Linked DNA regions of Homo sapiens: region 1 is linked to region 2. Evidence: read pairs that join two places in POLR2A ChIA-PET (ENCODE). Cell type or tissue: K562. All regions are shown on one strand. Links, peaks and the distances in the headings refer to the core of each region. The heading gives the core; the rest is flanking DNA.

The links. Peaks named below come from ENCODE experiments on the same cell type or tissue, not always from the same donor. Only the 100,000 strongest peaks of a DNase experiment are listed, where the experiment ranks them.
Region 1: POLR2A ChIA-PET joins it to region 2 with 5 read pairs; 2 of 35 experiments call an interaction of 5 or more read pairs at or near these places.

What each region holds. Positions count from the first base shown.
Region 1 is chr1:206,941,902-206,947,281 of GRCh38, reverse strand. It overlaps PIGR (polymeric immunoglobulin receptor), which reads left to right and starts at 816. Exons shown (of 11, transcript NM_002644.4): 1 at 816-946. In K562, for the core only: no CTCF peak of the experiment used is centred there; a DNase peak (open chromatin) is centred at 2,264; H3K27me3 peaks cover 419 bases.
Region 2 is chr1:206,882,319-206,887,698 of GRCh38, reverse strand. It overlaps LOC105372879 (a long non-coding RNA gene), which reads left to right. Exons shown (of 2, transcript XR_007066836.1): 2 at 1,997-2,390. Among named protein-coding and RNA genes, the nearest start is that of IL24, 12 kb to the left of the region's middle. In K562, for the core only: no CTCF peak of the experiment used is centred there; no DNase peak of the experiment used is centred there; H3K27me3 peaks cover 1,041 bases.

The DNA.
Region 1 (5,380 bases), core at 242-5,241, 60 kb before region 2:
GTGTGTTGGGGAGTGGGCTTCACTTTTGTCACAGGACTGCCACGATCATTTGGGGAACACCTGGGAGTCCCAACCAGGTCATGTTTTGGCATGGACTAACAGATAGGGAAGGAGGTGCTACTTCAGCTCAGCAGGTCAGCACCGTCCTTGCTATGGAGCCGAGCCCGGGTCCTAACAAGACTCTGAGGTCAGCCATGTTCAGGGGAGCCCAGAAGCAGCGAGTCTTTCATGACTCTGGGGAGTGAAACAGGAAGGGCCACAGTCCTGCCAGTTCCTGGAGCTCTGGGACTGGTAAAAGGGGCTTGGCAGGAGGTGTATAAGGGGCATTTTTGTCCAGGCTAAGTAACCTAGGGAGTCGGAGGGGATTCCAGAGCAACTGGGGATATGAGACCAAGGACTACGACAGCCACTCCTGCCACCTGTGCCCCATCAGATGATGTCAACTTCAAATCAAGCATTGGGCCAGGTATTTTAGAGCTAATACCGGGCTATATCCTCTACCTGTAGATTTGGTATTACCATCCCTCTTTTCCAGATGAAAAGAAATAGGAAGGTGACTTGCCAAAGGTCTTGCAGCTAGAAAGCGACAGAACAGCATCTTCACGCTTGACATTCTGTCCCTCATCCTGAAGCTGCAACGATGGAGGATTCCCAAGTAACAGAGTCTCCCCAAGGTCAAAGGAAACCAAATGGAGCCAGCCAGGAAGGCCAAAATGAAAGGAAAGCAAGGGATCTGTGAGAGTCACATGACCCTGGCTGGCCACGGTGCCTGTGGGAGAGTGGCCCTTTAAGAGCCCAGGTGTGGGTCAAACACTGAGCAGAGTTTCAGTTTTGGCAGCAGCGTCCAGTGCCCTGCCAGTAGCTCCTAGAGAGGCAGGGGTTACCAACTGGCCAGCAGGCTGTGTCCCTGAAGTCAGATCAACGGGAGAGAAGGAAGTGGCTAAAAGTAAGTGTTACTGCTCTGGGATCCCCAGACGGGATGCTATCTGGAAAGGGCTCGGGACGATGGCTCAGGTAACCCCCTCCATTCCCAACTCCCAGTCTCCTAGATAGTGGGGTGACAAGGACAAGGAGGCAGACTGTGTGACTGTGTGTGGCTGGGGAGTAAGCGTGCATATCGCAGTGGGACGAGTAGGGATGCACGTGTGTGGAAGCCCCCCATCCTTTTCTGAGAAATATCAGCAGGTGGGAAGGGACCTCTGTGGTCAGCATATGTAATTCTACTCTTTCAGCTTGGTCTGTGCCTGGATTTCCTAACTCCTCATAGTTGATTAACTGTGTGGCCTTAGACAAGCCACCTAACCTCTCTGATCCTCAGTTTCTTAATCTGTAAAACAAAGATAGAAATAACACCTATCATTCAGGGTCAATGTGGGTTCAAATGAGAAAACACAGGTGAAATAGCTTTGTAACCTCTAGAATGAAATAGGAATTGTTTCATATTTTTCAGTTTAGTTTAATTAATCAAGGATTTATTGAACACCAACAGACCTGGAATTAGATAGTGCGCATAAAGTATGGCACCTAGCAAGTCCTCTTCCATTCTTTGAGGTTTCCCACTTGTGGCTTTCTGGCAAAGGCATGTTCAGCTCCTTTTTTCTGGGCTTCCAAGAACCTCTGAAATCCTTTGCAATTCCACCTCGCTTTGCTCTAGCAGATTCCTGCCATGGGAGACATAAATGTGTGTCATCGCATCATCCTGCCCTTCCTAGAGGTAGAAAAAAAGAGGTCCTCACGGGATCACTGAGTGAGGTGGAGCTGAGCCCCACAGGCAGCATGATCAACTCCTGCTGTTCCTCCTGGCTCTGCAGCCAGCAGATCTCAGACATGGGCTTCCCCTCCCTTTGCCCATCCTGACAGCAGCCCAAGCCAGCAGTGGGACCGTCCGGCACAAGGGCAGCAGCGGGTCAAGCTCCATCCCTGACCCCCAGTTCCCTTTGTGCAATTGCCACAGTGCCTGGGGCCATTGAAGCTGCTCCTATTTTGTGCCATCACTTTCCCCCTTCACTAGGGGAATTATAGATCCTTTAACATCTGGAGAGGAGATGCCAATTTCAGGGGTTTAGGTAGAAGGCAGCTGTCTGGTGCCTGGACATAGGTCTTCCCAGAGCCAGATCTGGAATTCTCTCTCCATCCTTGTCCCGCCCCTGGATGTGCTAAAGTAGCAGAAAGAACACTGAGCCAGGAGTCAGGAAAGCAACTCTCTCTGCTTATCTCCTAGTGCCGCTAGACCTCTGTGGCTTTAGGTGATAAAAAATGGGGTCACACAGGCTTCCATTTAGTAAACCCACTTGCCCTGGGCTTTCACACCTTCGTCTCATTCTCCCTTGATACCAACGAGGAGGTAGGCAGGGTTGGTTTTGTGATGTCATTCCCTAGTTGAGGAAACCAAGACACCGTGAGTCTATGTGAGTGGTGTGAAGTCACCAGCAAGTTTGAACGATGAGGTTTTGGTACAGCCATTTTGATATGGTCATGAGGACATTTTGATGTCACCTAAAAAGCAAACTATCCAACTTAAAAAAAAATACCTATGCATTGTGCTCAGCAGAGACCTTCATCTATGTCTTGCCCTCTCTCTGGAGGGGCTGGGGCTGGAGTCCCAATGTCACTGGCATCGACACAGTATGGTGGAGTGGAAAGAGGCTTTGGCGTCAACATGCCTGGTTATACCCATGGTTATGTAACATATCCTACACATGGTAGGTGCTAAATAAATAGCAGCTAATATTTTCCAGGAAGAAATTTCTCTGTTGGCACCTACCTCTGGGTCCAGGTGTCTCTTCATTTTTTAATTTTTTATTTTTTTGAGATGGAATCTTGCCCTGTCACCCAGGCTGGAATGCAGTGGCGTGATCTTGGCTTACTGCAACCTCCACCTCCTGGGTTCCAGCGATTCTCCTACCTCAGCCTCCTGAGTAGCTGGGATTACAGACCCATGCCACCACACCCAGCTAACTTTTGCACTTTTAGTACAGATGGGGTTTTACCATGTTGGCCAGGCTGGTCTTGAACTCCTGACCTCATGATCCACCCACCTCAGCCTCCCAAGGTGCTGGGATTACAGGCGTGAGCCACTACGCCCGGCCCCAGGTGTCTCCTTATAAGAACTGCCTTTTCCGTGAAAGGCAGAGAGGAAAGAACTGAACAAATTCTCAGTTCGCTAAGATTGAATATCCTGCTTCTTCCTCTCTCCACTGCTTCCTCTCAATAGGAAGACCCTCTGAGGTAAAGCAGAGTGGCTAAGGGCCTATGCTCTTGATCTAGAATCCCATCTAAGTCACTTACCAACTGTGCAACCTTGGGCAAATGTCTCACCTCTCTGTGCCTCAATTATCTCACTCATGAAATGGGGTTGCCCATTTTGTCCCATCTCCTATGGTGGCTGTAAAAATGGAACACATTAACACATGTAAAGCACCTGGAAAGGACTCAGCGTACGTTCTTCTAGCCTAGCCCATAGTGCTTGTCTCCTCTCTTATCCACATGAGTCCAACCTAAGTAGCTCACTCTCCATCTCTCTATCTTCAAAGGATGTCCAGCAAGCAGACTTCTACTCTCATACCAAGTCCAGGGGACCTTTCTTCCTCTGAAAAAGAGGGAAACCTGAGATTAGATGGACAAAGGTTTGGACTCCACACCATGAGAGATGAAGTGCAGTCACTTTAACTGAACAGGAGCTAGTTAAATACATTTTATAAAAAGAAAAACTATCCTTCAGCACAGCTTACACTCCTGCCCCAATCCACAATTGTGGGGACATATGTTACACATATGTTGGGATACTAACTTAGTAAACTGAAAATGATCTAGCACATCCTAGCCTCAGCAGTGAAAAAACAACTGCTAGTTTAAGGACCAGAAAACGTGCCCTCATGCATGATATAATATCATATATATAAAACCCAATAAAGCAGGTCCCTTTGCTCATTTAAAGAGTGATAATGGGGTAGTGACCTCAAATTAGGATTCTGCTGTGGGTCTTGGGGTCGAGAATCCCTATAACCCTTAGATTTCCAACCTGTGTCATGAGGATAACAACATCTATCTCTTGGGTTGTTGTGCTGATGGATGAAGTCTTACAAGAAAAGAACCTAGCAAAGCATTTGGCACGTAGCAGGTGCCCAACATTATGTTCTTTTTCTTCCTTCCTTAAGCAAATCCTTTAAATCCAGCCCCAGCCACCCTGGGCTGGGGAGGTCTCCCGAGATTTGAATCCCCAGGTTTGGAAGAAAGTCTCTGGTTTTGAGAGGAAGGGGTCTGTAATGATTCTGAAAGCTCGAGGTCCTTTCAAATGCTACTAGAGAAATTGTGCTTCAAGTTTTAGCTTTGGGCAAAGAAGAGCTCCTGTTCCTGAAAGCAGGGGTATCCTCTCCTGCCAATCATCCCATCTAGGACTGGACTGTGTGCATCCCGCTGATGTTGCCATCTGCCCGACCTGCCTGTGCATGCCTGATGCTCTCATCCCTGGCTTGAGACCATGCAGAGGGTAATGGGTGCACACACATGTCCCCTCTCTACACAAACATGCACAGCCACCCAAACATGTCACAAAATGAGAAGTCTGGGACAGAGGTCAGGGTGGTCTTCACCTTGGAGAAGCTGGCATCTGACTCTCTGCAACCCAGGCCAAGTCCAGAGGAGGGCTGCATCCCCCAGCTCAGCTTGTGGGAAGACCACTCCTGTCTCACGCAAATATGAGGCAGCTTGCTTATCTAGAGGTGAGGACAGGAACAAGAAGCAAGGACAGCTGCTGCTGGTGTGGGTTCTTAAAAGCAGGCAGCATTTTGTCCTCCCACCTGTGACTGCACCCACCCTGTGCCAGCACAAGTAGAAAATGGTAGATCTCCCAGGACTTTGCAGCCAGCCCATCCCAACTGTTTCTGAGACTTCCTGGCCTCCTGAAAGCTGCTCCCACCTGGGAGCATCTCCCATGGCAGCTTGCAGTGCCCACGCAGGTGATGACATCCCAGCTAGTGTCCCCTGATTGCTTCCATGTTGGAGCTGACTGGTATTTGGCCAAGGCCCCACTCCAGGCATTAATCATTGACCTGGTAAGAAAGGTCTGGGGCAATTAACCGGACTCAAGAGAGCCTCAACGTTGCCATCTGACACCCATATTTGTTCCCACTCCCTCCCTTTATTCTTCCAAAGAACTGCAGAAACAAAATACCTTTATATTCACAAGGAAATAAAAGGTTCCTTGCTGGGAAATTCCCCTGCAACAAAGAAATAACCAAGATAAACAACTCTATTGCCTTTGGCTCAAGCTGGTGAAGGGAGTCTGGGAGCAGGAGCAGGGGCCAGGGTGGTGAGGGAGGTCTGGGAGATAACGCCCAGCTTCCTCCTGCTTACAGCGTCCTTATCTTTATGGGCACTC
Region 2 (5,380 bases), core at 182-5,181:
GTCTTCCACTTCTTGGAACACAGGAAAATTGCACTTCACTGTTCCATTGAAGTTAGACGTGGCCATGTGGCTGTTTAGACCAGTGAAATATAAGTGAAAGAAACACATGTCATGCTTGAAGGAAGCATTTAAGAGCCAGCACACAATCGTCCACACTCTCTCATCCCCTGCCATGTTGAGATGGCAGCATTATTACAGGATGATAGCATTTCCTGCAGCCTGTCCCTGAGTACCCATGATGAGGAGAGTCCCCATGCTAACATCTATTCCATATATAAAATAAGTGAGAAATAACTTTTGTTGTAATATGCTGCTGAGAGACATTAAGGAGTTGTTTGCTTCTACAGCATAACTTAGGCTAACCTGACTAATGCAGAAGGGATGTTAGAAGGGAGAAGGATTCTAAACACTTTAAAAGTGTTTAGAATGAATTTAGACTTTGCTAGGAACAAATGAATTTAGACTGCTATAGATAAAGCTCCAGAAAGCTCAATGAATTTAGACTCTGCTATAGGTAAACTTTGATTCTATATGCTAGTTAGTCAACTCATTATAAGTCACAGAGATTCTCAAATTCCTTCTTTAATGGAAAGCATTGCTTTCTCCTTGAACATGGAGTTAATGATGCATTCAACTGGGTGAGGTCAGGTTATAGCATGATGCTGACCACTTTGGGATTTAGCAATGGGCTGCTCAGTTCACTTAGGGGTCACATAATGAGAAGAAAGCTCTGTAAGGGATGATGGATGGAAGACTGAAAGCTGACCTGCAGAAAAGGGCTTTTCGCTCCTGGTAGGGGTGATGTAGAGCAGCAGTCTGCAACCTTTTTGGCTCCAAGGACCAGTTTCATGGAAGACAATTTTTCCACAAACAGGAGTTGGGGGATTAGGTTTCAGGATGATTCAAGCACATTACATTTATTGTGCACTTTATTTTTATTATTATTACTACATTGTCATATACAGTGAAATAATTATACAACTCACCATAATATAGAATCACTAGAAGTCCTGAGCTTGTTTTTCTGCAACTAGACAGCCTCATCTGGGGGTGATGGGAGGCAGTGACAGATCACCAGGCATTAGATTCTCATAAGGAGCATGCAACCTAGATCCCTCGCATGCACAGTTCACAATAGGATTTGTGCTCCTATGAGAAGCTAATGCTGCCACTGATATGATAGAAGGCAGAGCACAGGTGGGAATGCAAGGGATGGGGAGTGGCTGTAAATACAGATGAAGCTCCGCTCACTCACCCACCACTCACCTTTTGTGCAGCCTGGTTTCTTTCTTTCTTTGTTTCTTCCTTCCTTCCTTCCTTTCTTTCTCTCTCTCTTTTTTTTTTTTTTTAATTGTAGGAATCTCACTCCGTTGCCCAGGCTGGAGTGCAGTGGCGCAATCTCAGCTCACTGCAAGCTCTGCCTCCCAGGTTCAGGCCATTCTCCTGCTTCAGCCTCCCGAGTAGCTGGGACTACAGTCACCCGCCACCATGCCCGGCTAACTTTTTTGTGTTTTTAGTAGAGACGGGGTTTCACCATGGTAGCCAGGATGGTCTCGATCTCCTGACCTCGTGATCCACCCGCCTCAGCCTCCCAAAGTGCTGGGATTGCAGGCATGAGCCACTGCACCCGGCCACAGCCTGGTTTCTAACAGGCCACAGATGGATACTGGTCTGTGGGCCAGGAGTTGGGGACTCCTAATGTAGAGAATCTTCTACTTGCAGAAGCCTAAGATGCCAGTAAAAAGTTTAGGATGAGCCAACAGCCACACAGACACACACACACACTCATACACACAAAGACTTACAGCACACACACTTACTACATGGATTTTAAAACTGGCAAAGAAAGGCAGGCTAAGGCCTGGCAGGTCCGAGCTTGCCCCAGAATAAGAGCAACTAGAGTTTGTGTCCCTGAAAAAGCTCATATATGGTACTTGAAATGAAAATGACGTGAATTCTTACACTGAAATCTTATCTTTTGGCTTCTTATCTCCAGCCTTTGCCCACCGCTAAATAATCAGATCCAGGGAAGCATCAAAAGTCAAAGAAAGGATGAAGAGAAGTTGCTTCCAGCAACAGTGGGTGGGGCTTTCCATTTAAATTCTGCCTTCAACTTCCAAAAAATATCCTCTTGGGAAACTTATTACTCATGAAAATGAAGAGAAGGTGTTTTCCTCCATGGAGCAATCTCTGCCTTGAAAAGTCTCCATCCCTCTTCCTAGCCCAGAGAGATGATCCCACAAGGAAGTGGATTTTGTTGCTTAATCCTAGTTAACTGAATTCTGTTTTCCCACAATAAAATAATAAAAGTAATTTGGAATAGCATAACCTGAATGTTCATATTTCCACAGCCTGTGATTAAAAATTAGAAATAAAAAATCTTGAAATTCTGTCGTTCCATCTGCTCATATAAACATAGCAGGCTCTTGGGGAGTCTGTCCCTAGAGTGTTTTGAGAATTCTCAAAGGGATGTTTCTTCCAAGCCCATGAGGCAGTCTGTGCTTTCAGGGCTGGCTGAGCTAGCTATTGCAAGCTCCATGTGTGACCCCACTGGTGGTGAGAAGAGGGTTCTCCTCAGCAGCTTCTCAGTGCTAAATTGCTCCTGCCAAAAAATTTTGCAAGGTCACATTCACCCCAATAGGGAGATTGAGTCCAAAGTGTTGCAGAGTTCAGTGAAGCAGCTTTCTCAATGTACACTCTGAGACCTGCTTGGCCCCAGGATGCCCACATACCTCCACAGTGGTTGGTTTGGAGGAGTTTCTCGTAACATGGGACTGGAATTCATCAATATCAGTGACATTGGTTCCTGTTACTGAGCACAGCTCACATGTCACACTCCTTTCTTTCTCAAGGTGAATCCTCTTTAAGGGGTAGGGGTTGCCATTAACCCCCTGTAATCTGGATTCTGTATGCTCTGATCTATCAGCCATGTCTATGAGTGTTGAATCCCAAGTGTGAACAGAGTTCAAGCCTTTTCCCCAGAAAGTTCTTCAGCCCCACTGTAATTCAATGGAGGCAAATGAATACTTCTAGGGGAAGGGGAGCTAGCTCTACTGGCTGGGTTTCTTGGAGGGAGGGAGCAGGGGAGTTTCAACTCCAGTCCAGTGAGCCAGTTGGTCGTGTAATGCTTTACAAAGTACTTCTACAATTTGATACCCACAAAAACCCTATAAGACAGAGCAGATATCATTATTTCTGTATTATGATTATAAAACCAAGGCAAAGGGAAATTTGGTGGTTTGCCTAAGCTCATAGAACCAGAAAATGGAACTACCTAGAATTCATCCCAGGTCTCTGACTCCAAGTTTAAATACTTGGGAGGCAGTACAGTGTTCTGGAAAACATGCAGACTATGGAGTCACACGGTGTGTTTGTATTCCTGGCTCTGCAACTTACTAGCTATGTGACTTTGAATGATTATTAAAATAATTGAATAAGTTACTTGATTCTTCTTTGATTCGGTTTCCTCATCTGTGAAGTGGAAATAACAATATCACCTGCTTCATAAGTATTTATGAGAGTGAAATGAGAAAATACAGGCAAAGCACAGAGAAGAGAGCTGGACACATTAGTAAGCACTAGAAAGAGTAAGCTATTAGTTGCTGGGAGCGGTGGCTAACACCTGCACTTTGGGCAGACCAAGGTGGGAAGATCCCTTCAGCTTAAGAGTTTGACACCAGCCTGGGCAACATAGAGAGACCACATCTCTATTTTTTTAATACTTAAGAAAAAAATAAAAATTAGCTATTATTAACAATTGCTAATTTTATTTTTATATATTCCTGTGCCACATTCAATGCCTTTCCCTAACAAAAAGAGCTTAGATCAGAGAGGCTAGACAACTGCAAGCAACTTTTCACCCTTTAACTATATGATTTTTAAAAGACAACTACCTGATAAAGTGTTCATAATAGTAACCCAGATAGAAACAACAAAATATACTGTGATTAATCCCAGTTCTTACCAGTCTGTTTCAGGAGACTGTAAAGTTGCTTTAAAATGATAACAGGAATCTAATACCAAAACAAGTCATAAGAGAATATGACATGAAAACTTCAGGACCAAATTCAATGAGCAAGCTCTTTTTTGATTAACAATAGTAATGAAAGTAGATGTGAATGCAATCATCTTCTAACAAGCCAAATCATTTTGTTCTAAAATCATTGTGAATTAAATAACTATTTCTACTTTCCCCTAATGTTTGATGACCTGAAAATGTTTTTATTTCATCTTTGTTTTTTAATAATAGCTTTATTGAGCCATAATTCACATACCCATAAAATGCATCCTTTCAAAGTATACAATTCAGCAGTTTTTAGTAGTTTCACAGAGTTGTGCAACCAGCATCACTAATTTCAGAACATTTTCATCATCCAGAAAGAAGCCTTATACACATTAGCAGTCATTCCTGACTCTTCCCATTCCTTCGCTGGAAGTCTGGTTCACTTTTTGTCCCTATAGATTTGCCTGTTCTGAATGTTTCATATAAATGGAATCATATTATAAGCATTTCATATAAATGGAATCATACACTATGTAGCTTTTGTGACTGGCTTCTTTCACTTAGCTTAATATTTTCAAAGTGCATCCACGTTGTAGCATGTATCAGTTCTTCTTTCCTTTTTATTACTGAATAATTCTATTGTATGTACCACATTTCATTATACATTCATCAATTAAAGGATTTTGCATTGTTTCCACTTTTTGACCATCATGAATAATACTGCTATGAACTTTTGTGTCCATGTTTTTGTGTGGGCATCTCTTCAACTCTCTTTCAATACCTGGGTACCTGGGTGTGCAATTGCTAAGTCATATGGTAACTCCATGTTTCACATTTTGAGAAACTGCCAGACTGTTTTCTAAAGTTTCTGCACCATTTTACAATCCCACTAGCAATGGGATTATAAAGCAACGTATGGGGGTTCCAACTTCCCCACATCCTCATTAACACTTATTGTTGGCTATGTTTTTATATTTGAGCCGTCCTAGTGGATGTGTAGTGTTACTGCATTGTAGGTTTGATTTGACTCTCCTTAATGACTAATGATGTTGAGCATCTTTTCATGTGCTTATTGGCCATTCATACATCTTTTTGTTTGTTTGGTGAGACGTCTATTCAATCTGGATTGTCTTTTTATCATTGAGTTTTAAATGTTCTTTACATTTTCTGTAGGCTAAGTTCCTGTATTAGGCTATTCTTGTGCTGCTATTAAGAAATACCAGAGGCCGGGCGCGGTGGCTCAAGCCTGTAATCCCAGCACTTTGGGAGGCTGAGGTGGGCAGATCACGAGGTCAGGAGATCGAGACCATCCTGGCTAACCCATGAAACCCCGTCTCTACTAAAAATACAAAAAAATTAGCCGGGCATGGTGGCGGA